Linked DNA regions of Homo sapiens: region 1 is linked to region 2. Evidence: chromatin loops called from intact Hi-C (ENCODE). Cell type or tissue: IMR-90. All regions are shown on one strand. Links, peaks and the distances in the headings refer to the core of each region. The heading gives the core; the rest is flanking DNA.

Region 1 (8,000 bases), core at 1-8,000, 130 kb after region 2:
AAGTAAAAAAAATATTTACACAAAATCACAGCAAACACTTCTGTGATATTTCTGAAACATATGTCTAAAATTCCCAGGAGATTTTGGAAATATCACAGTAAACACTTCTGAAATTGATGAAAAAGAATTACCTACACTCACTGTATTGTCACAGAATTGGGCGATGGAATTTTAGAAATTGAAAAAAACCTTGAAAGATCACCTACTTCTGCCTCTAACTGCACAGATGGGGAAACAGAAGCCCTGAGAGAGACATAACTTGATCAACTAACTGCTTTCAGCTAACTGATTTCACAGCAAGCACGAAAGTCCAGGCCTCCTGACTCTTAGTGAAGTGTTATTTCTAGCCCTCTATTATTTGATTTTAAGAGATATTCAGCCTTTTATTCCTGGACACTCCACTGGTAACTTCACCGCCCTAGCAGTGAAAATATTTTTCCTCCGTTTTAACCCAAACACATGTGGTGTTAAGTGCAAGGGCACTTTAGCCCCATGGCTGGACCATGGTCCTGTTGCTCTTCTTCCCTTTAGCACTTGGATAATGGCCACTAAAAACACAGGTTGCCACATTAACCATATGGCAAATACCCCCAACCAGCTCTCCATGATAAGCACAGTGGAAGAGTTGAATCATCACTACTGGGAACACAATCATAAAATATTATTTGTGAATTGGGAATGAAATAGCAGAGTTAAAGCAATATTTGTATTAGGATGTGATAAGGTCTAGCAAAGCGAACAATTCCCAGATAAGAATGTATGAAATAGGCTTCTGTGACTTGAAAGCTGTAATTGACAATCCAAAGGCCACAATGGAACTTAGTAAAGATAACCACCAGCAAAGCATTTAATCTGATTTTAACTTTCTCAGTGTTGGGAGGCAGACAAACACCACATCCCTCTCCTGGGCAGCCAGGAACCTAGTAAAGTGGTAGGGATAATGAATTAGGGGTAAATACACACAGTATTTTCTGGGATGAGCATTAAGTTCCCCTCCATCTTTGGACAGGGCAGGGAGAGGTAATGTGAAGTTCTGCCCATCACTGTACACAGCTAAAAGCCTGACTCCTGGGATAGACCAACTGATTTATTTTGTCCTTCACCCCAACCCCAGGAAAGAAAGAACTCCAGGTAGGGCTTAAAGGAATCTCTTCAATTCTCTGTGAAATCAAGGAATGGATCCAGTGCATTGAAAATGTATAGCTTTTGAATTACAGAACAAAATATAAAATTCAGATGCAGAACAAAACACTAACAATAATTTAAAAAATCGTAACAGACAAGTTGCTTGGTAATCATAAAATTATTAAATTACTGCGTCAGTACTAAGACTGTAAAAGCAAACAGCAAATGACTTGAGAAAGACAGGGAGCTGCTGTTCCTCCTCCTCCTCCAACATCACCACCACTTTTACTATCAGGTAATAAATAGAGTCAAAACAATACATAAATCAGAGCCAGCCAATCCTAGTTCAGCCAATCCTAGCAACCACATTTGAAGAGTACTTAACATCTTTGGGATGGTGATAATCCTATCTTGAAATGTGGTTGTTAGTATTACAGGAGATGGTGCACATAAAATTCTTGGCCAGCACAGGCACTTTCAAAACCAAGCTCCTATCTTTATAATCCATTAGCTCATTCTACAAATATTTATTGAGCTCTGACAATCCCCTGCGTGCTGTTGTGACAGTAGGAGAGTCAGCAGTTACGAAAAGACAGTCTTCACCCTGGAGAATCTTACATTCCAATAGTCAGGGTTGGGGGTTGGGGCAGGGGGCACACACAAAATACATAAACAAATATACACTATACCAGGTGGGGAAAGTGCTATGAAGGAAAAGAGAGTAAGGAGACAGAGCGGCAACGGATAGCACCCTCCTGGAAGCCTCTCCAATGGGGCCTCAGCACACCACTGGCCATCTCCTAAATGTGAAAACTGCTTTCTGCAGTTACCTGCACAGTGGAGTGTAAAAATGCTACTGTGTAAAGCATCGGCTTCCACATGGGTAAATTACTGATGTCCAGAAGGTCTTGATTAATTCCAGCAAATGTTCTTTTCAAACCTGCGCGTACACCTTGGGGTGGCTCATTAGTGAATTTGAGAGAGGTCTGTCATGAAAAGAAAACAGTGCTTTTGTTTCTATAAATTACTATAAAGAATAAAATAGAAATTACAATATTAGGCTGAATATCCTTTATCTGAAATGCTTGGGACTGGAAGTGTTTTGAATTTCAGATTTTGGAATATTAGCATTAAATTGTTATATGAGCATTGCCTTTGAGCATTCTATTGGCATTGAGAATGTTTCAGATTTTGGAGCATTTCGGGTTTCGATTTTCAGATTTAGGATGCTCAACCTGTATATCAGAAAACAATATGCTTATGGTACATAAAGTGGGGGCAAAGTTCAGCATTGTATAAACTAAGTACATTGATCAGAGCTGAAACTCAATAAATTAGTACTAAGTCTTAGAGCTCTTCTATGGAAATATTTACTACAGTCTAACCTTGATGTCAAGATTTTGATGATTATAGTATTATAGTATAAGATCTTGCAGTCCAGACCCTACAGGACCAAAAAGCCCTGTTGTGTTCCCATCTTTCAACAATGTCAATGATGTCATCTTTATTACTATGACTCTCGATGAAAAGACGTTTAGTAACAAACCTGAAGCAATGTAATTGGAAATCGATCATGGGGCTCCGTAGTTATCCATACTCGGAAAGAATCATCACTGGCTTCAGTGGTAATTAGCGTCTCTAGTAATTCTTCCATGAATTCCAGGCCAAGGTGGCAATTTTGTAGTAATACCCAACCACCCTGTATCCAAAAATAAGTTCATATTTATTTCTTGTAACCTTTTTGCTATGATTTTAATAAAACAAAATGTGCACTTTTTTTAAAAACCATGTGAATACTCTGTTTTGAACACATTTTTAAAAATTATATGTCAATACAATCATTTCTCCTGCTATGGTACAAGTAATTGGTACAAGCTAATTACTTAGAATCAAGTGGGTTCAAAATGATTGTATTCTGCCACCCCTGGTTCAGAAAGGAACAGAAATTAAAACTTGAAGGCAGACTTGTGTAAGTACAGTGTGTGCACCATCTAATGGTGGGAACGGGTATTTTGGAATCAGTAACAAGTTGTCCTGCCTAAGGTAAATCAGAACTGACTCACCCCCAAAACCCAGAAGACTGGTTCACAGTTATTCATAGTTACAAAGAAAGATACACATGATCTCATGAAAGCTGGAGACAATACGTTTGGTGACATTTACTACCATAATGCTAAGCTTTATTCTTTATCATCACTCTCCACACTTTCCTGAAACCACATAACTTATTAAGCACTTTCTAAATAAATACTTGATTAAACAAACTACCTTAAACAATATGTCACAAAACCATCACTGCCCTGTGAGAACATAGTTTCTTTACTAGACATTTTAATACCTTTATACAGGAATCAGCTATCTTGAACTACATAAAACTACAAAATAGTGAGCATGATAAATATATGGCAAGGCATATATACCATGTCTCAACTGTAAGCGAAAATACAACTCACACCGGCTTAACTAGTAAAGGGGATGTGCCGTCTATACAACTGGGGTTTCAGAGGAAAACAGCATTCAGGATTAGTTTGTGTCATCATGGACCCACTTACTTTCTGGTTCCCCACTCTGTGTTCCACAATGCCAGCTTTATGCTAAACATGGTGTCCCTCAAGGCGGCAACATGGCTGCACCTGCTCATGTCTGGTTTTCTTTTCTGATTATGCCATATAATCAATACTTACCCCACTTTGACAAACAGACCATGGAAGTTATAAAGGCTAGTATTCCAAAGACAGTTAACATGAACACCGTATTTAAATTAAAGTTTTGCACCCACAGAAACTAAAGAAATTATTTAAGGCCCAAAGTTAAACTGTCAAATCACTCAATAGAGTGAAACATTTGATCCGAGTAAAAATAATTATGTATAATTGCTTTGAGATATACATGTATAAATTAAATAAATTATTGAATTTAATTAAGTGATAAAGATTGAGGCTTAGGGCATTTGAGAATTAATGACTAGCTGGAAAAGTTGATGACCCAACAGAGTTTTAGCCCATTAACCCTCTCTAGTCATTAATTCCCAGGGAAAAGCTGCACCAAAGTTTGTACAGACATTCTGAGATCAAAAGCTTAAAAATAAACCAATATCTTATTTTATTTTTATAAATGGTATAATTTCTTATTACAGCTGAAATGGCTATCTACAGAGCATTTCTAGAAAATTAATGTCCTGTGTATTTATTAGGTGTGATGGGAAATCTCTCTCAACACTCCATTCAGCTTGCAATTATTAGTGAAAACCATTATCAGTATTTAAACATAGCATCCTTAAATATTCCTTCTTTGCCTGAAATGATCCGTTAATGAAAAATGAAAGTCTGCCTTTAACTGAAAATGGAAATTTAACTGTCTCAATCTGTCACTCCTTAAGTACTACCTATTCATATTGATCATGAAATTCCAAGACTGCTAGAGATGCATTCTTAGAAATCAGAAGGTGTGTCTCCCAAATCATAAAACGAACAAAAAATTGGTGAAGGTAAAATGGAGCATATACTATAGAAAATGGAATAAGCTTTCCATGCGAATATCAGGAGGAAACTAGACTGAGGTTTAAAATTCACAGGTAATGATAAACAAAAATGGAAAAACCAGGATTGAGCATCACGAGAAGAATGTGGTAACATCCATGATTGTGGGGTTTCTAGCAATAATGTTGCAGCAGGAGCAGTCTCTTGTCACATACCTGCTGCATTGACATCTGAATCAGCTTTCGAGCATGTACTTCTTGTCCTTGCCCCATTGAGATAGTTCTACATTCTGTAACATAGGAGAAAGTTCACTATGATGAAACACAACTCTTACAGCAGGATTAGAATGAAAAATTAATTTCTGAATGATTATAGCCTCCTTCTATTGTTTCTAAAAAAAAAAAAAAATCTTTGCTGTTCAAACAGGCCTGGCCTTTGGTTGTGTGGATCAGAGAAATGCATGGAGCAGAGACCTGGAGGCACCACCCGGAAAAGCGTGGGTTGGGGGTCAGGAAGGGAGAGAAAAAGGCACGTATGGTGGGCTTTTAGAGAGTTTGAGATTCTTTGGAGACAATGAGGAACAAGATCAATGGTGGGAGAGGCAACTACAATGCTATCACAGGTATTTGTAGGGAAAAAGGATTTTTTAGTTTTGCTGTAAGTTTTGGTTAGAATCCTTTTCGGCGTTTTAGCAGACGCTTCTGTAAAGATTTAATTTTCTGTTTATTCCTTTTAGATATCAGGCTCACAGTGTTTTCTGTCTGCTTGTTTTGGTTTTCTTTGTATGTTTGATCATTTTTCTGAGATGAAATTTGAGACAGTTCAGCCCTGTGACGGGTACATTCAGGGGCAACTGTCTAAGACCTAGTTCTCAGCTGCTCCTCAGATTAAATCACCACCTTGGAACTAAACATGAAAACACTCCACGATGAGAAATGTCATAATTCCAGAGATAATACACCATTTAGGACCAGATGTCCCAGGCAGAGAACCATGCTTGTGACCTCCCACATGAATTAGCTAAAATGAAGAAGTCTGAGAATCATGTTTGCACAACTGCAATTGGAAATTAACTCTTAAGCAAGCCCTTGTGGACCCAAATTTTCTTGAGTTCTAGAGGCATAATCCCTGTACAAGGAAAAGCAATCAATGGAGACATTGTGAACCAGTGTGTGTTTATGGTAACTGCTGGTAGAGACTATAAGAAGCTGGAGACTTCATGGGGTGGGGAGGGAAGTATGTCAGAAACCAGAGACACTGTCAGGACACACCATTTAAATGGCATCCTGTGGTTAATGGCCAGATATTCTGAGAGGGTCTGCAGGGTGCAAGATTAGGGATTATTCGTGGGCTCAGGGTCACAGGGAGACACTTTGCAATGAGAGCCTGAAGGAGGATGGAAGAGCACTCACTGCTTGGAGAATCAGGAATTGAAATGGGCCAAGTATTAACAAGCAAAGGTGGATTTTCCCACCAAAGCCCACATGAATCTTTCCAGCTCCTAAGGGGAATCTGGCACCTGAAAAGAATCCCACCCAGCCTATAAAAGCAGAAGAAAGGAGAGGCGTGACTTGAATGGGAGGAGCCTCTGGATCGTGGATAGATATCGAGCCCCACTTATTTCGGAAGAACACACAAATGTTCAATAGATCAATGAGGGAAAGTGATAGGCTCAAAAAGTATTAACACATGAGTGTGAGCCACAGCCTCTCTGTCTTCTTCCAACTCCTCTGAAACACACCTTCTACAAGGAAGGTCTAGTTTTCGTTCAGGTGGCCCTGGGACAGTTGTTGCTTGATCCAGGTATTGGGTCAAGAGGCGATTTAGAGGCATCCCTTCATATCCAGAATCTGGCCATTTCCCAACTCTGCTTTTATTTCCTGGTGTAAGTGACCGCCACCTCTTGCCTAGATTCTTGGAATGGCCTCCTAACTGGTGACAACCTCACTTCCACCCTTGTCCTCTACTAGCTATTCTTCCTACAGCAGCCAGAGGGGTCTCTCAAGCCCTAAATCAGATTATGTTCATCCTCTGCTCAGAACCATCCAATGGCTTCCCATTGCATCCAAGGCAAAATCCAAAATCCAAACCAAAGTTCTTATTTACAGACTATAAGGCCCTACACAATCAGTCCCTGCTACTGCTGCCACACACCACCCCCCACTCCCCCCCACACACACCTTTTCTTATCTCACCACCCCCCTATCCATTCACTTTCCTCCATCCATAACAGCCTCCTCCCCAGGCCCACCCCAGCCTCATTGGTGTTCCCTCCTTCAGAGTTCCAGACTCACTCCCTTCACATCTCAGGTTTTTCTCACCCTGTCAGCAAGACTTTCCTGACGGACCTTGTTCTATCTAAAACGGCACACCTCTCCCATCACTCTGTCCCTTCCCCTGCTTCTTAGCATATTTTATACTTTTCTTCTTAGGATATTATGTACTACCTTGTTTATCAATAACTGTCTGTTTTATCCCCAGTCTAGAATATCAGCTAGGGACTTAGACATGGTGGCCAACCCAGCACCTAGATAGTGCCTGGCACTCAGTAGATGCTCAATAAATATATATTTCTGAACCTTTATAATTGAGGTATAATTTCCATATAAATTATGAAATATATACTTCATTATAAAGTGTATACTTTAATATTTTAAAATATGTTTTTAGAGTTGCATAACTATCACTACTATCAAATCATCTAATTCCAGAACATTTTCATCAACCCCAAAAGAAACCCCATACCCATTAGCAGTCACTTCCCATTCCCCCTTCCCACCCCAGCAATCACCAATCTACTTTGTCTCTATTCCAGACATTTCATTAAATGGAATTATGCAATATATGGTCTTTTGTGTCTGTCTTCCTTCAGTTAGCATGCTTTCAAGGTTCATCCATATTGTAGCATGTATTACTTCATTCCTTTTTATGGCTGACTAAGAGTTCACAGCATGGATATACCACATTTCTTTATCTGTTCATCAGCCCCAGACATTTGGGTTGTTTTCACTTTTTAGCTAGTATGAGTAATGCTGCTATGAGCATTCACATACAAGTTTTTGGGTGGATGTATATTTTCAGTTTTTTGGGGGTATATACTTAGAGGCAAGTTTGCTGAGTCATGTGGTAACCCTATCTTTAACTTTCTGAGAAACTGCTAGACTGTTTTCCAAAGCAGCTGCACCATTTTACATTTCCGTTGGCAATGTATGAATGTTCTAATTTTTCCACATCCTTACCAATACTTGCTGTTGTCCCTGTCTTTGATTATAGCTATCTTAGTGGGAATGAAGAAATATCTCATTGTGATTTTAATTTGCATTTCCCTAATAACTAACAAAGCTGAGTATCTTTTCATGTGTTTATTGGCCATTTGTACATCTTCCTTGTAGAAAT
Region 2 (16,039 bases), core at 3,250-11,249:
CTTTTGTTCTAAATCCTGGGAGACAGTGTAATTAAGACACACAAGTCCTACTCTTGTACAACTTGCATTTGAGCTTGGGGCAGCAGGGAAAGGAGGACAATAAACAAAACCAGATAAATGCTATGAAAGAAAAAAGATAAAACCAGTAGACTGTGATAGTGAATTAGGGGTGAGGGGAGCAGAGTACTATTTTAAATCAGCTGAGCAGGGAGAACTCACTAAGGAGGAGACATTTAACAAGAAGGAACCACCCTGGCAAAAACGGGGACTAAGCCAAGGGCACATACGGTGACATTTTTGCCGTTTGTAGTAGGAGGGGTCAACCAAGTGATATGAGGGGAAGGGAGCATTCCTCTCAGAGGGAACCACAAGTGCAGAGGCCCTAAGGTAAGAAGCAGCTTGATATTTGAGGAATGGCAGTGCCTTCCTTGGGCCATGCCTGTGTGTGATGTAACAGTCACAAACACTTCTTCACCCAGGTTTTACAGCAGAAGGGAACTGGTACTCCGACAAGTTCCAAATGAGGCAGAAGAATGTCCGTATCTCTCCTCTTGTTTGTTCCCTTCGTCAGTTTGTTTACCCCCCCACCCCCACACCCATCTACCTCTAGCTCCCTAACCTTTCTCCTGCCACCCCCCATAAAGGCCCCTAATTAAATAAAATATATTTTGGAGGAGACCATCCTAGGATCCGAGACTGACCTCATCTCTGCCTATCACTAGTTTTATGGCTTTAGGGAAATTACTTAACCTCTCAGTGTTTTCTTATCAGTAAGTTGGGAATAATAATGCCTGCTTCCTGGATTACCAGAGTTCATACATTGGAAGGCTCTCAGTAAATGGTGACATAGGAACATTCTTCTTTTTATACTCCCTAAATGATAAATTTAGTTTATTGTGAATCTCAGCATGTATATTCAGAATGTATTTTGTGTCCATCAGTCCACTATTTCCATCTGACTGCTGTCACCACCCTGGTCAATGTCTGGCTCTCTCTTGCTAGGCCTCCTCCCCAACCTTTTTAGCACCAGGGATTTCATGCTTTTGGTTAGTTCCCTGCTTAGACCTTCAGCTGTTTCCCATTTCCAGAATCTTCACTGCAACCTGCCTGGCCCTACTTTATCTGGCTCCCACCCTCATGCCCTCCCTCCTTAGCCCCGTCATCTCATGCTACTCTCCCCTTTGCCCAGAACACTGCCCAGATGCATTCTTCTTGGGCCAGAACGCATACTGTGCATGCATGTCAAATCTGAAACAGACATTTCTTTCTTTAATGAGTATCAGGGGTCAGGGATGTGGCTGATAATATAAGGGCCTCTCCAATCAGACTTTCTAATCTAACTGAAAAGATAATAATTACAATGTTGATGCTAAAAAAGAAGGTTCTGACAAAATAGAACTTCTGAAACATCATAAATCAGATGACCAGTATTTGTGATCCCCTTTTAAATATGCACGTGAAGAAGAATAGGGGATGTAACTGAAGAGATGAACTGAAAGTTCTGCTATGAATTGAGAACCTAAGTATGGGATGCCATGTTTGGATCTGGAGACACGTGGCTTCCTGGTACTTAAACAATCTGGCATCATACATGACATGACCTATAGTAAAAGAGAGACACTGTAGTGCTGAATAGTTTGGTGCTTAATGAACGGGAGAGCTAGTTCTGGGGGAGGCAGAGGGGGCACCCTCCCTGATGCCCAGGGAGGTCAGGGCTGACAGTTCATGAACGGTGCTTGCCTGGAAGGAAGGCAAAGAGTTAAGGAAGAAAGAGGAAGTGGACGGAATTCTAGGCTTGAGATGAGGACTGAGAATATCTTTGGGTAATAAGACCAGTTAAGCTGGAGAAGAAGGGTCATTTATGGAACAAAAGATTGTGGATCGTGTTGTCATGGAATTTCCTAGACCACTGTGACCCATTAGTGGATGGTGAAATTAATATAGAAGATCTTGTTCCCTATTAAAAATGTTTTTAAAGTAGAATAGGAAATACAAGAGAATGTCTCAGGGAGGGTAAGTGTTGACTTGTGAAACTTTGTTGCATATATGTATTCTGGATTACAGTCTAAAATGTATTCCTTATTGTAGGTCATGTTCAAAAGAGTTCCGAAAACAGTGGACTGGACACAGAGCTGTCTAAATACCTGTGTCTGCCATTAGCATCTGGCACAGGGGCCTGTCTACTGGCATTTCAATCTGTTGAACAAATTGAGGGTCTTGGGTTCCAGCCCAAGGAGTTTGGATTTTATCCTGTAGACAGTGAAAGTTTTTGAAGGTTTGTGAACAGGAGGGTAATAGGTCTTTAAGAAAATTCATTTAGCAGTTGTACATAGGATGGCTTGGGGAGGGAAGAGATAGGAGGCAGGGAGTCTAGTTAGGAGACATTGGCTGGGCCTTGGGTGAGTGACAATGACCTGTGTAGGTTAATCACGGGATGGGAAGGTAAGGGGGCCCAGTAATGGCTGTAACAGTGGTTTTTGTTTGTTTTTGAGACAGTGTCTTGGTCTGTTGCCCAAGCTAGAGTGTGGTGGTGCAATCTCAGCTCACTGCAGCCTCCGCCTCCCAGGTTTGAGCGATTCTCATGCCTTGGCCTCCTGAGTAGCTGGGATTACAGTCGTGTGCCACCATGCTGGCTAATTTTCGTATTTTTAGTAGAGATGAGGTTCCACCATGTTGGCCAGGCTGGTCTCAAACTCCTGAGCTCAAGTGATCTGTCTGCCTCAGCCTCCCAAAGTGCTGGGATTACAGGTGTGCACCTGGCTGATTTTTTTTTTTAAACGTAAAAAGGATTTTTGTTTCCTGTCTCTATTTTAGAATCATGTCACTTGTAATATTTTAGGTCATCTAATCCAATCAACAAAGGTATATTGACTCTGTATTTGAAGCATTTGTCATGACTGTTGCATTATCAGTTATTCAGGAGTTTCTGTATGGGGCACAAATTAGCTCTTCTTAGCAGCAGACTAATCTGAAGAAATGACTCCCACGAATAAGAATCTGTCTGAATACGTAGGGCTTTTATTAGGTCACATCTCACTAAGTGCTGATCAGTTTTGATTCAGTTGGAGTAGAGCACATAGGTTCTTTGGAGATGATTGTTTTAGAGAGTTGCATGAAAGAATAGAAATCAATGAGCCAGCAGCCTTCTCAGAGCAATGAAAACTGCCTTTTCAGATTAGTTTTGATCATCTCAGCTCCATTACCCTTTATTCTTTCTTTTGTTTGTTTGTGTATCCTAGGAAGCGGCTCAGCCCCAGGGCAGCACATCAGAGACACCATGGAACACAGCCATTCCTCTGCCGTCGTGCTGGGACCAGTCTTTCCTGACCAATATCACCTTCTTGAAGGTTCTTCTCTGGTTGGTCCTGCTGGGACTGTTTGTGGAACTGGAATTTGGCCTGGCATATTTTGTCCTGTCCTTGTTCTATTGGATGTACGTCGGGACACGAGGCCCTGAAGAGAAGAAAGAGGGAGAGAAGAGCGCCTACTCTGTGTTCAATCCAGGCTGTGAAGCCATCCAGGGCACCCTGACTGCAGAGCAGTTGGAGCGCGAGTTACAGTTGAGACCCCTGGCAGGGAGATAGGACCCAGCTGTGCTGTCATGCAGCTAACCTCTGATGTGGTCTTCCTCACCATTGGCTATGGATTTGATTTCAGGTGTATAGGACTAAGGGCAGCTTGCGGGTTAGCTCTGTGACTGCATAGTTTTTCTACCTTCTTTCCCTGATCTTTTGCTGCCATTTGATCTTTGATAGTTTTGGTGAAACTCTCTAAAATACATTCACTGTGGGTCCGACGCAATTTATAAAAATTATGTACTCAAGAAGGGAGACCTGTTTGTTTCATTTCTCATCTGTTTGGGAGATGATTTTAGAGCACTAGAAAGGCACTGGGGAGATTCTCAGCTTAAAACATCCAGCAGTTTGAAGTATGATTAGGTACATCAGGGCTGCATTGTCAATGTTCTCTTTAAGTCTTTTAACATTTATAGCAATTTTTTTTTTCCCGGAGAGTTTAGGTTGCAAGTTTTGGGTTTCTTGTTTGTTTTTGTTTTGCTTCCTGCTTTAATTCTTTAATTTTCAGTCATTACTGGTATTGAAAAATAAAATATCTTTAAAACATCTCCTCTTCAGAAATAGGTCCCTCTTCATTGCCCATCACCATCTTCCACTCTCCTATTATTTTGCCACTACTCAGTAAAGGAAGGTAGGAAGAGACAAACGCCTAAGTGCAGGTGTGGGGAGGGATTTCACAAGTGGTTATTAACGGCCAGTTCAGCAAGAAGTGTTGAGTGTGTACAAAGGGGAGGGCTGGAAGTGTTAACTCCAGACCCGTTGGCTGCTTGAGTTGTTTCTTATATTCTAAAGCAGCAGTCCCTAACCTTTTTGGCACCAGGGACCAGTTTTGTGGAACACAGTTTTTCCATGGACGGGGTGGTGGTGGAGGATGAAACTTCCACCTCAGATCATCAGGCATTAGAGTCTCATAAGGAGCACGCAACCTAGATCCCTCGCATGCGCAGTTCACAATACGGTTCTAAGGGCTTTAGAGTAAGCAGCTTTTTCACCTGTGGGCCTCTGGTGAGAAATTCTGTAAATTGTGATAATCAGGCTGGATTTTAATGCTGCTTTTCCAGTACAATGTTAGAGTTTGGGTTCATTAAAATTAGGCAAACTCCCATTGGGTTAGGGCTTCTCTCATTCCATTTTGTGGCTAACCTTACTGTGTTTCAGCCCTTGCTGAAAATTCTTCTGATATGTGTTGCCCTTCCTCACAGCCCTTTGGCCATTGGGAGTTTGGCTGTCCCTCAGAGCCATCCGGTCAAGCAGATGGTCTGTTCTATCTCACAGAAAAGTCTTTTCTTCCATGAGTTCTGTCTGAACTGAACATGTAAAAAGTATGGGAAACAGATGAATCCCTATTAAACATGAAGTTTTGATTGTATTTAAGATACAATTTTGTTGACTGATTTATTTTCTTAAGGCTTTCTTAATTTTCTTGATACTTTCCTTGGGCTTTTCTGTTTCATAAAAGCCCCATACAAGGGAGTAATTCCCTAATCTTAAGTTTTACTGCAGTGCTCAGGGCAGTAAGCATTGCTGTAGGAAAGAACTAATTTGTATTTTAAAAACATATAATTCAGACTTTCCCCTAAAACAAAATGCCTGTAACTCTGAATTAGGTTTGATCCAATTAGTAATCCCAGTGGGGTAAAGACTTAAGCACGCATGAGACTTGACCTATGGGTGGACCTCAGTAGTGATTTTTGAAATGCAGCTGTTTTTGAGGTGGAGTCTAGATTGCCTCAAACCCATCTTGCATGAGATTTTCTGTGAACAATTTGTCACTTCTAACCTCTTACCAAAGGTGCATGTAATGATGGCATTAACTTCTAGGAAAAATAGTGTGTGAATCAATTAATGGCCTGGCAGGGAGAAGAAGAAAGAACAATAAGTATTTGGTGCTCTGATCAGACCATTAGGTTTTAGGTGCAGCCTTGATTTTCCGAATTTAGGCCTATTGATCTCAGAATTTCCACTCACAGCCTGACCATTAACCCAGCATGCAGCTTCCATTAAAGGATTCTTCTGTCATCAGGGAACTTGAAATCCCAGAGGTAGATGCAGTCACTGTGATAGCTTTATACACGAGTGAAGTCGTTTGTGTCCAAGTCTAACAAGTAACTTGGTTTTTGCTTTTATTCACATTATCCCATCTTGCCTATTGATAGGGACTGTTCAACAAGACTCTACATCTAAAGTTGGAAGGGACCCCAAAATACCATCAAGTGTGTTCCCCACCCCCAACCTTGGGCAGGGCCATCATTTATTCCCAACTAAAGATAATTTGTTTCTAGTGAACCCCTAAAGAAGATTCCAGGTACTTCCTAGGAAGTTCTTTATGTTTACTGAAAGAACTTTTGCCACCCCCATCCCCGCCATCTGGGGTTATTTTGTCTCCTAATCTCAGTGGATGTGGAGTCCCTGGAGGCCTATGTGAGCATCCTTCACACTGGTAAACCTTTACTCAGTTCTCTTTTCTCTCTGCTCTTTAGGCCAAGTCATTGAGCTATACCTCTGGGACTCAATCACTTTCATGCTAGCCCTGACCTATTCTAAGTGTTTCAGGTTTGGGTGGGGGTGAGTGGCCCTGTGGATGGGTATAATGATCTTTCTCAAAAGCTTTGGAGCTTTGCCAGTGATGACTTAGGCATGTGTATTTTGTGCTATTAGAGTTATGCTTTGAGTATAGGCTGTCTTTCACATTTGCCTTTTGACTGATCTGTGCGTCAATCAAAAAGCTCTGTGCTGCAAAATCTTAGAAAGTTACAGAATTGAAAGAACCAGTGACCCTCAGTTGGGCAGAAGACATCAAAATTCGAGCTGTGTGTTTTTAGTTCCTGCCACTCATACCAGCAAATATTTGTAGATGCCCTGGATTTGGCGCTGCTGGGGACACACACATATGAGCTCCTGCATAGGATGAGCGTCCCTAAGAGCCCGGGGATGCAGGGGTGGGGTTGGGATGTCATGAAGCATGTTGCCGCCAGGCGGTGGCGTAGAGCTGCCACTATACCTCACGGGTCCCTTCACATCACACTTGAAAATTTACGTAATGTGGAAAACCCTCTGGGATGTTTATCTCAACCGCTTGTGCTGCTTTTTCAGATGTTTTTTTCAGTTTAAAACTCACAGAGGAAAGGGCCCATCAGAGGTCCTGGGAAAGGCATAGAAAGCTACCAGAAGTGATTTATATATGTATTTAAAAATAAAACAGCAGCCCCTCTCTAGACTTAGCAGGCAGTGTTACAGTTGCTTGCACATAGCTAAGCTTTGCGGGAAGGGGAGGTGGAATGACTAAGAATTTACATAGTTGGCAGAGAAAACCAACTCCCTAAGCCAAAGAAAGTAACTTTTGAACCATATGCTTTGGTTTCTATCACACATAATTTTATTTCACAACTTTGGAGCACTAGGCTACATAAAGACTTGGATCCCATTCTCAAAAATCTGAGAGAGAAGACAAGATGAGTGCACACAAACTGTATTATAAAGTACAGGACATAATGTGAATGTTTATAAAGGTGTAAGGTGTGTGTGTGTGTGTTCAAGGGAGAGATCACTTGCAGTCCTAAATTCTATACTATATAGGATTTTCACTTCTATGTGAAAAATACTCTTTCCTTAACAAGTCATGGATGAACGTTTTGAAAAGTATGGTCTATAGACCACGCACCTGCATAGGAATCTCCTGTAGTAATGTTAAAATGCAGATTCCAGGGCCCCCACTGACTCAGAATGTCTGAGGGTAGAATCCTGAGAATCTGCATTTTAACAGCCTCCCAGGTGTGATCTCTGGCACAATAAAGATTAAGAGCCGCTGACGTAAACAATAAATGTTAAAATAGGAAGAAAATTTAGTGATTATTAGATCCAAGCAAAGAAAATTGGTGTGCATTTTTAAAGGGAGCAATGAGGCTTGCTATTTTTCAAACTGTTCATTTGGAACACCAAAGCGAGAGACGAAGAAACATAGCTTTAAAACAATGAGGAGCTAACTCCAAAGACTACGTGGAAATTAAGTCCTTTATTTTTGAGGTTTTCTCTAAATGATTACAACAAGAAGTACATGCTCATTTTAGAACATTTTGGAAATACAGGAAGGAATAAAATATTGTTGTACTTCTATGCATATATTTTAGAAGCCAAGAGGTACATGGGGTGTATAGTGAGAACATCTCCCTCCACCCTGCCATGTTTGTTCTTTCTCAAGCCTGCAAATGACACCATTCTAAACACGCTATTCTTTCCCTTGCTTTCTTTTTCTTTCTTAGGAGTTTGAGTTTTATTTATGTGCATTTGAAGTTTTTATGTAAGGGAGTGATATGATCCAATTTACTTTTTTTTTTTTTTTTTTTTTTTTGAGAGACAGAGTCTCACTCTGTCACCCAGGCTGGAGTGCAGTAGCATGATCTGCCTCCCAGGTTCAAGCAATTCTCCTGCCTCAGCTTCCCAAGTAGCTGGGACTACAGGCATGTGCCACAACACCCAGCTAATTTTCGTATTTTTAGTAGAGATGGGGTTTCACTATATGCTGGCCTGCCTGGTCTCAAACTCCTGGCTTCAGGTGATCTGCCCACCTCGGCTTCTCAAAGTGTTGGGATTACAGGCATAAGCCACTGCAGCCGGCCCCCAATTTTCATTTCTAAAAGATCATCCACGCTATGGTGGGGAGTAGATTATCTATGTCATTCATTCATCCATCCATCTATCCATTTACAGAGCATCTAAACTTTGCCAGTCCTGGTGCTGGGCGTAGCTCATACAGACATAAGGCAGACAAGGTTCCTTTTCTCAAGGAGCTCACAGCAAATGGGGGAGGTAGCCAATAACCAGACAGTTACAGTGCAGTGTGGTAAGCCACACTGAGTATGTCGTCTGAACGAGGACCACAGCATCAAAAGAGGATCTTAAATCACAGGTCAGGAAAGGCTTCCTGGAGGCAATGACACTGTGCTGAGTTTAAAGGAGGACTAGGTACTCCCCCAAAAAAGAAGGTGGGGGCAAAAAGTAGCATTTTGGTCAGAGAAAACCACCTGGGAGAAAGGTGATAATCATGAAGGAGAATAACAAGCTTGGATGCATTCTGAAGACTTGGATGTTTAGGAACAAATAAAAGGAATTGATGAGAGGCAATTCCAGAAAGGAATATTGAGTGCCTCTTGCTTTTTGAGCAAACAATATTTCTTAATAATTACATCAGCACAAATAGAGCTGCTTCCTGCTTTTTCACAGCTACAGAGTGTACCATTGTATGGATAGATTATAACTCAACAAGTCTCCATTAATGTATATTTAGGTAGTTTCTAATCTTTTGTTGTTGCAAACAATGTACAACAAATATCCTTGCACATATGTCATTTCGACATATGGGAATACTTCTCTGGGATAATGTCTTAGAATTAGATTTGCTGGCAAAAGGATATTTGACTGAAAATGTTGATAGATGTTGCCCTGCGTAGAAGTGATTCTTATTTACATTCCTACCAGCAATGTATGAAAATGCCAATTTCCTCATATCCTCACCAACACAGGGTGTTTTCCCAACTTTCTGTACTTTGCCAATATCTGAGAAGTGAAATGACACCTCATAGTTTTAATTTAAATTTCTTATTATGGGAGAACATCTTTCTATAAATTTGTGAGCCATTTGTATTTATCTGTGAACTCTTTTAGCTTTTGCGTGATTTCTGTTGAGTTCTTGGGAATTTTAAAATTTCATTTAGGAACTCTTCATAAATGAAGAAAATTGGCTCTTTGAATTATGCATTTCAAATATTTTTGCTCAATTTGTTCAAACTTGTTGCCGTTTTTGTTTCTGTGTGGAAATTTTTTGTTGTCAAATTTATGTATTTTATGACCTGGGTTTTTGTCATACGGCAAAAAAATTTCCATGTTTACCCATTGCTTTCATTTTCTATATTTAAGTTTTTTATCTATAGTATTTAGTTTGGAGTGGGGTTACAGATAGGGATCCAGCTTTATTTATTCAGGCATCTATTTGTTCAGGTATCTAGTTCCCTCAGGTTTATTTATTAAATAACCCATCTCTTTCCTGCTAATTTAAAACCCTTCTGTATCATATACCACATTTCTTGTGTATTTGTATCTATTTTGGGCTTTCTGGTCTGTTCTTTTGATCTGACAGCTTTTTCACTTTTTATTATTGTAGCTCTTTAGTGTGTTTTAAAATCTGAATGGGCTAGACACCTCTTTATTACTCTTATTTTTGCTTTCTTTTTTAAAACTTACACTTAACATGTTTATTTTCTCCCTGAGTTCTTTAGAATTAACTTGACCAGGTCCCCAAAATTTCTCTTGATATTTTCATTAGTTTCACATTAAATTTACAGATAACTTAAGGAGAAGAAGCACCTATAAGTTATTGTTTTACTGTTCAAGAATACGGTATGCTACCATTTGTTTAAGCCTCTTTTACTGTCCCTCAGTTGCATTTTCAAGTTTGCTTTATATTGATCTTACTATTCCCTGTTATTCCTGGTTATTTTATCTTTTGCTATTAAGTTCAGTAGATCTTTTCTTCTATTATTTCCTCCAACTTGTTGTTGTGTATGTGTGTATGAAAACTATTGATTTTGGTATATTAATTTTGTACCAGTCCTTTACCAAATTCTCTTACTAATTATAATGATTTTTCAGTTGATTTGCCTGGATTTGCCACATAGGTAATTATTTCCTTTTCAAATAATGTAAAATTTAGTTCTTATTTTACCTGTGGGGTTTTGTTTTGTTTTGTTTTGTTTGTTTTGTTTTTTGAGACAGGGTCTTAATCTTGTCACCCAGGCTGGAGTGCAGTGGAGCAATCTTGGCTCACTGCAACCTCTGCCTCCTGGGTTCAAGCAACTCTCTCACCTCAGCCTCCCGAGTAGCTGGGACTACAAGTGTGCGCCGCTATGCCTGGCTAATTTTTTGTATTTTTAGTAAAGACGGGGCTTTGCCTTGTTGGCCAGGCTAGTCTTGAACTCGTGGCCTCAAGTGATCCTCCCCTCTTGGCATCCCAAAGTGCTGAGATTACAGGTATGAGCCACTGTGCCCGGCCTCTTTTCCCAATTTTTATGCCTCTTATTTTTTTCTGTTTGTCCATTACGTTGGCTAAAGCACCCAGAAAAATATTAAATCAGAATAGTAATCAATGATATCTTTGTTTTGCTCTTGACTTTAATGAGCATGTGCCAGTATTTCCCACTAAGCATGATCCTGGCTTTGGGGTAGTGAATAGATAGACAGACAAACAGATATCTTAAGAAATTACTCATCTGGGCCAGATGCAGTGGCTCACGCCTGTAATCTCAGCACTTTGGGAGGCCAAGGCAGGCAGATCACTGAAGGCCAGTAGTTTGAGACCAGCCTGGCGAACATGGAGAAACCCCATCTCTACTAAAAATACAAAAATTAGCCAGGTGTGGTGGTGGGTGCCTGTAATCCCAGCTATTGGGAGGCTGAGGCATGGGAATCACTTGAACCTGGGAGGTGGAGGTTGCAGTGAGCCGAGATCGTGCCACTACACTCCAGCCTGAGCGACAGAACAAGACTCTGTCTCAAAAAAAAAAAACAAACAAAAAAGAAATTACTCATCTGTACTTACGTTATTTAAAAGTTTTTCTTAAATTAAGAATGGATGTAGAATTTCACAAAATCTCCTTTCAATGTAGTGGAAATTAATCTTATGGTTTTTCTTTTTGATCAATTAATATAATCAATTAATATTACAGATTTATATATTGAACCATCCTTTTATTCCTGGAATAAACCACCCTTGATTGTGATGTACTATTTTTTGATGTGCTGATAGATTCTGTTTGTTAATAGTTTTATTTATGGTTTTTATCAGTGATTTTCATGAGATTGTAGTATTTTTTAGCACTTTAGATTTTGAAATGTATAAAAAGCATATTTTTAAGGTCTTCATTATAGATTGCTCCCTTTATCATTATGCAAAGCCCTCTTTGTTTTCTTTATTGCATTTTGCCCTGAATTTATTCTTATCTGATATTAAGGCTGGAAGCCCTGCTTACTTTTTGTTTGCATTTGCCTCATGTGCCTCTGCCCATAGTTTTGTTTTCAGCTTGAATTATTTTTATTAGGTATGCTGCTCGTATATAAAGACTAGTTGGGCTTTCTTTTATAATCTATTGTGAGAATATTTTCTTTTAATAGGTGAGTTTAACTTATTTATGTTTATGAAAGTCTTGCTTATCTCATCACATTTTATATTATTCTGTTTAGGTAGCTTCTTTTACCATATGGTCTCTGGGTTTTTTGTGTTTGCTTGTTTTGTTTCTGTGTATGTGTGTTTCTTTCAATAATCTAGAAAGTTTACATTTCTGTTTCAAGTTTATATTTTTAACTTTATATTGATTACTTAAAAATTGATATTTTTAGGCAATGTTTATTAACATCTGTAAAAAATAAGTGTAATAAATTTATATTTCCACCTTCTTCCTACTTTTCTCCATCTTCCAACCCCCAGCTCTACTGATTTATTGACTAATTGATTGACTTTGTATCTTTAAATATAATTACAACCTACTACTTGAGTTATCAGCCTTAAATGATATATTTTGACCTGATAGATAATGAAATCAACATACCACCACTACCTTTTATGCCTCCTCTCTTCCTTCCCTCATTTTATTAGTTATACCCTATTGTTAAGGTTTATAACATTTATATTCTGTTCTTTAGTCCTATCTCTACATTTGTTTTAGTCTTAGTCCTATCTACAATTGATTTTTTTCACTTAGTGATTAACTCTGAATATATTCTCATGTTATTGTCCTATAGTATTGATTTTGACAGCTGCATAATATTTCTGTATGGATAAATGTGCCAGCCTTTATTTAGCCAATCCCCTATTATTAAACATTTCAGTTGTATTCAGTTGTCACTAGCATGAATAGTACAAACCAGGCTAACCTCTTTGAAATTTAAAATTCTATATTTCCATCTCTTAGAAAAGAGTAATTAGAAGCCAATCCCTATTAAAACCGGATCTCACACTTTAATCACCAAATCCCCTGGTGATCTCGTGAAAATGTGGATTCTGATTAAATAGGTCTGGGTCAAGGCCTGAGATTCTGCATTTCTAACCACCTCGTAGGTGATGCTGATGCCACTGGTCTTTGGACCACACTTTGCATAGCAAGGTCTTTGAATACATTTCATTTCTAGGGAATTCTACTTGAATAAACAAAATGCTGGAAAACATAGTCTATAGCAGTAGTTTCACTGTGTCTTATGATACAGTTTAAAATATCACATTTGTATCATAATAACTTGTAGCATATAATTATTATTTGTGAACATTCATTTTACAATTTTCTTAAATCTCATTTGTTTGGGCTTATTGTGGATATGTCCCTGGAACCCTCTCAGATGTGTACATCCCTGTCACATGGAAAAAAAGGCTGAGACCAGAAATAAAGCAGAGGTCAGACGGGTACCTTAGAATGAGGCAGTGAAAAGAAACCTTTGGACCTCAATTTGTAAATAATATCTGCACTCTTAATCTCTTGGGGATGTTGTTCAGTAGGTAGGTGGTTGTTTAGGTGGTTTTATCCTACCAGGCCCAAAGTGATCTGGCCCCTGCCTCTCTTTCCAGGTTACATTCACCTCCTTGGTTTGGCAGACTTTCTGTAAAGGGCCAGTTGGTAAATAGGCTTTGTTGACCAAACTGTCTCTGTTGCAATTACTCAACTTTGCCATTGTAGAGCAAAAGCATCCATAGACAATATATAAGTAAATGAATGAGCCAATAAAACTTTATTGATAAAATCAGGTGGTGAACCATAGTTTACTGATCTAACAAACTAAATATGCTTCTTTCTGCTTTAGGGTTTTCACTGTTGCCTTTTCTGGGAACTCACTCCCCTAGATGATCCTAGGTCTTGCTCCCTTACTCCACTGGGGTCTCTCAGATGTCACTTCATCAGAGAGGCCTTCCCTGACCATCCAGCCTAAAATAGCACCCTACCCCCATATCTCCATGTCCTTTACTGCCTTTCTCTCTCGGTAAATATTTCATTGATTGCTTCACTAATAATATTGATCTTATTTTAATAACTCTTAGAGAAAAGCATATGTGCTGACAGGCAGAGTATTCTTTATATACATGGCAGTTCATTTACAGTGGACCATCTCTAGGGACAGAAATAGCTTTGTTTTGCAGAGCTTGTTTTAATCATTTTTCTTCTAATGACTTTTCCTCTGAGATTTAGACTAAGTTTGGCAGTGCCAAACATATTGTGAAATGGCACCAGATTGGTATGAAACAATCGCCTTGTTCTAGATCCTCATCAATAAAAAAAAATGTCTTTGGCTATTCTGGCTCTTCTCATAGATTATTATCAGGTTCTGTCCCATATATAATTTTCAAAAAACTATTTCTGCAAAGAGGAGCATTTCCTAGACAATTTGCATTTTTCCCAGAATCCTCATGGCCTAATAAAAGGCTGGGCAATGCAGGGTGAGTAGGGGCCCTGTAAGAGACATTTCCTGAAGAAACATGATCATTTTGGAAATTCATGTTAGAATCTGATCGCTTTGGAGGATCCAGCCCCAAGGAAGAGAGAGAAGTCAGATTCTGAAGTTCATGTAAGGTTTCTGTGATCTTGCTGCTATAGCCTTTGGAAATCTACATCTATGCATCATTTTTAGTGCGGCTGAAGAAAGCTGTTCTTCATGTGGGTGGCCAATGCAGAGGGTGCATGAGCCCCACACTTCATTATGGAGATGACTCTAACTTGGGGGTATTACTGGGATTTGGGTGGCTTGGCATGCTCCCAGGAGATATGCACCATGGATACAGAATGTCTCAAGAGCTATTGCATTTCTCATGTAACAAGTGACAGCAAGACTAACTCAGTCATGGAGCCTGAGAGGTAAGGGCCCCTTCCTGCCAGAAGGAAGGTCTGTATTTGAGAAGCAGATGTTGTTCAAGGCTAGGAGAGTGAGTGAGAGCACTGCCGTTACAGCTGATTCTGAGACCCCACGGGTGGCATTCTTTCTGGACTTGTGGCACCACCATGCCTTGTTTGGCAGGCTTCACAATCTTTACCAATTTCTAGAAGGTGTTTTTGTAAATGCTTTATGTAGCTGGGATGTTATAGATGTTTTTCTTGACAGCTGAGAATATTTCAACACAGTATAATTCTTAATGTAACATGGTTCTTTCATATAATGAGTGTACATGAGAAATCTTTTCATCTGTATTTTTTTTTTTTTTTTTTTGAGACGGAGTCTCACTGTGTCTCCAGGCTGGAGTGCAGTGGCGCAATCTCAGCTCACTGCAACCTCTGCCTCCGGGTTCAAGTGATTCTCCTGCCTCAGCCTCCCAAGTAGCTGGGACTACAGGTGCACGCCACCACACCCAGCTAATTTTTGTATTTTTAGCAGAGATTGGTTTTCACTATGTTGGCCAGGATGGTCTCGATCTCTTGACCTCATGATCCACCTGCCTCGGCCTCCCAAAGTGCTGGGATTACAGGAATGAGCCACTGCGCCCAGACTTCATCTGTATTTTTAACTGTACCTTTCCAAAGGATGCCATTGGAAGGACATTGATTTAACTTAACTAGGGGGAAATGTCTTTGCTTTGGTGTGTGTCTCTGGTTTGGCTTCTCTAGTCTCTACTTTTAACACCAGGATTTGAAAGATGAAAGAGCTTGAGGGTGGTTTTATTGTCAAGTAGCATCTAATCGATGGGTAGCAGAGGGTTTTATTAAAGCTGTAAATTCAATTTCCTAGGAATTTTGAAGGTTCAGAAGGGTTCTGGAGGGCAAAAATATGGTAAAACACTGCTTTTTTTTCAGCCAGAAATGTACATAATGGTTACAGATTGTCAAAGACTGGAGCTAAAGGGTAAAGTAACCATGGCCTTTTTGTTGTCACTATTTAGTTTGTGTAGTTGCCAAGTGTGTTTCTAATGCAACCTTAGGTCATCGGCATTAAAAAAGTTTTGTGTAAATATCATTTACTGCCTCAAGTCCTTGCTCTTTCACCCTAAAGATTTGGAAAGTTAAAAAAAAAAAAAAGCCTGCTAATCGCCTCTGGGTGTTACCAGCCTGCATTAGCTCTAAGGCAATCCATCCCTCAGCATGGGACTCCCCAGTGTTTGTAATTCTCAGCTATTGATTTTGTTTGTAGTTGGAGGTTGTACCACAAATAAATTCTAAGGTCTATTTGTCCTACATGAGGGGGAGCCATAGTAATTCATTCTCACATTGGTGCCCAGTGTCAGTGTGAAAAAAATAAAAGTCTTGTTGGATTCACTCTGGGCCGCGGGTCTTTTTCTCTTTCCAAAATCATTGTGTTAGTTAAAATGAGCTTTTGTACAAAAGAAAATATTCTATCACCGCTTAGGATTAGAGAACGCTACAGGGAAAGAGCTCAGATTTATGGAAGATGGAGTTAATAACACTGACTGGAGATAGGGTTCCTAACCTAGTTCCTTGTCGCAT

What was found. A loop is a pair of places that touch in the nucleus more often than their neighbours do. Peaks named below come from ENCODE experiments on the same cell type or tissue, not always from the same donor. Only the 100,000 strongest peaks of a DNase experiment are listed, where the experiment ranks them.
Region 1: it touches region 2 in a loop (11-fold over the local background); 11 of 110 quality-filtered maps call a loop at or near these places.

Annotation. Positions count from the first base shown.
Region 1 is chr6:38,968,485-38,976,484 of GRCh38, reverse strand. It overlaps DNAH8 (dynein axonemal heavy chain 8), which reads right to left. Exons shown (of 93, transcript NM_001206927.2): 83 at 4,820-4,893; 84 at 2,672-2,824; 85 at 1,956-2,111. Among named protein-coding and RNA genes, the nearest start is that of DNAH8-AS1, 19 kb to the right of the region's middle. In IMR-90, for the core only: a CTCF peak has its summit at 3,119; a DNase peak (open chromatin) is centred at 3,124.
Region 2 is chr6:39,092,977-39,109,015 of GRCh38, reverse strand. SAYSD1 (SAYSVFN motif domain containing 1) reads left to right here. Exons shown (of 2, transcript NM_018322.3): 2 at 3,240-4,953. The coding sequence ends at 3,584. Among named protein-coding and RNA genes, the nearest start is that of SAYSD1, 14 kb to the left of the region's middle. In IMR-90, for the core only: a CTCF peak has its summit at 6,555 (motif pointing right); a DNase peak (open chromatin) is centred at 6,845; H3K27ac peaks cover 164 bases.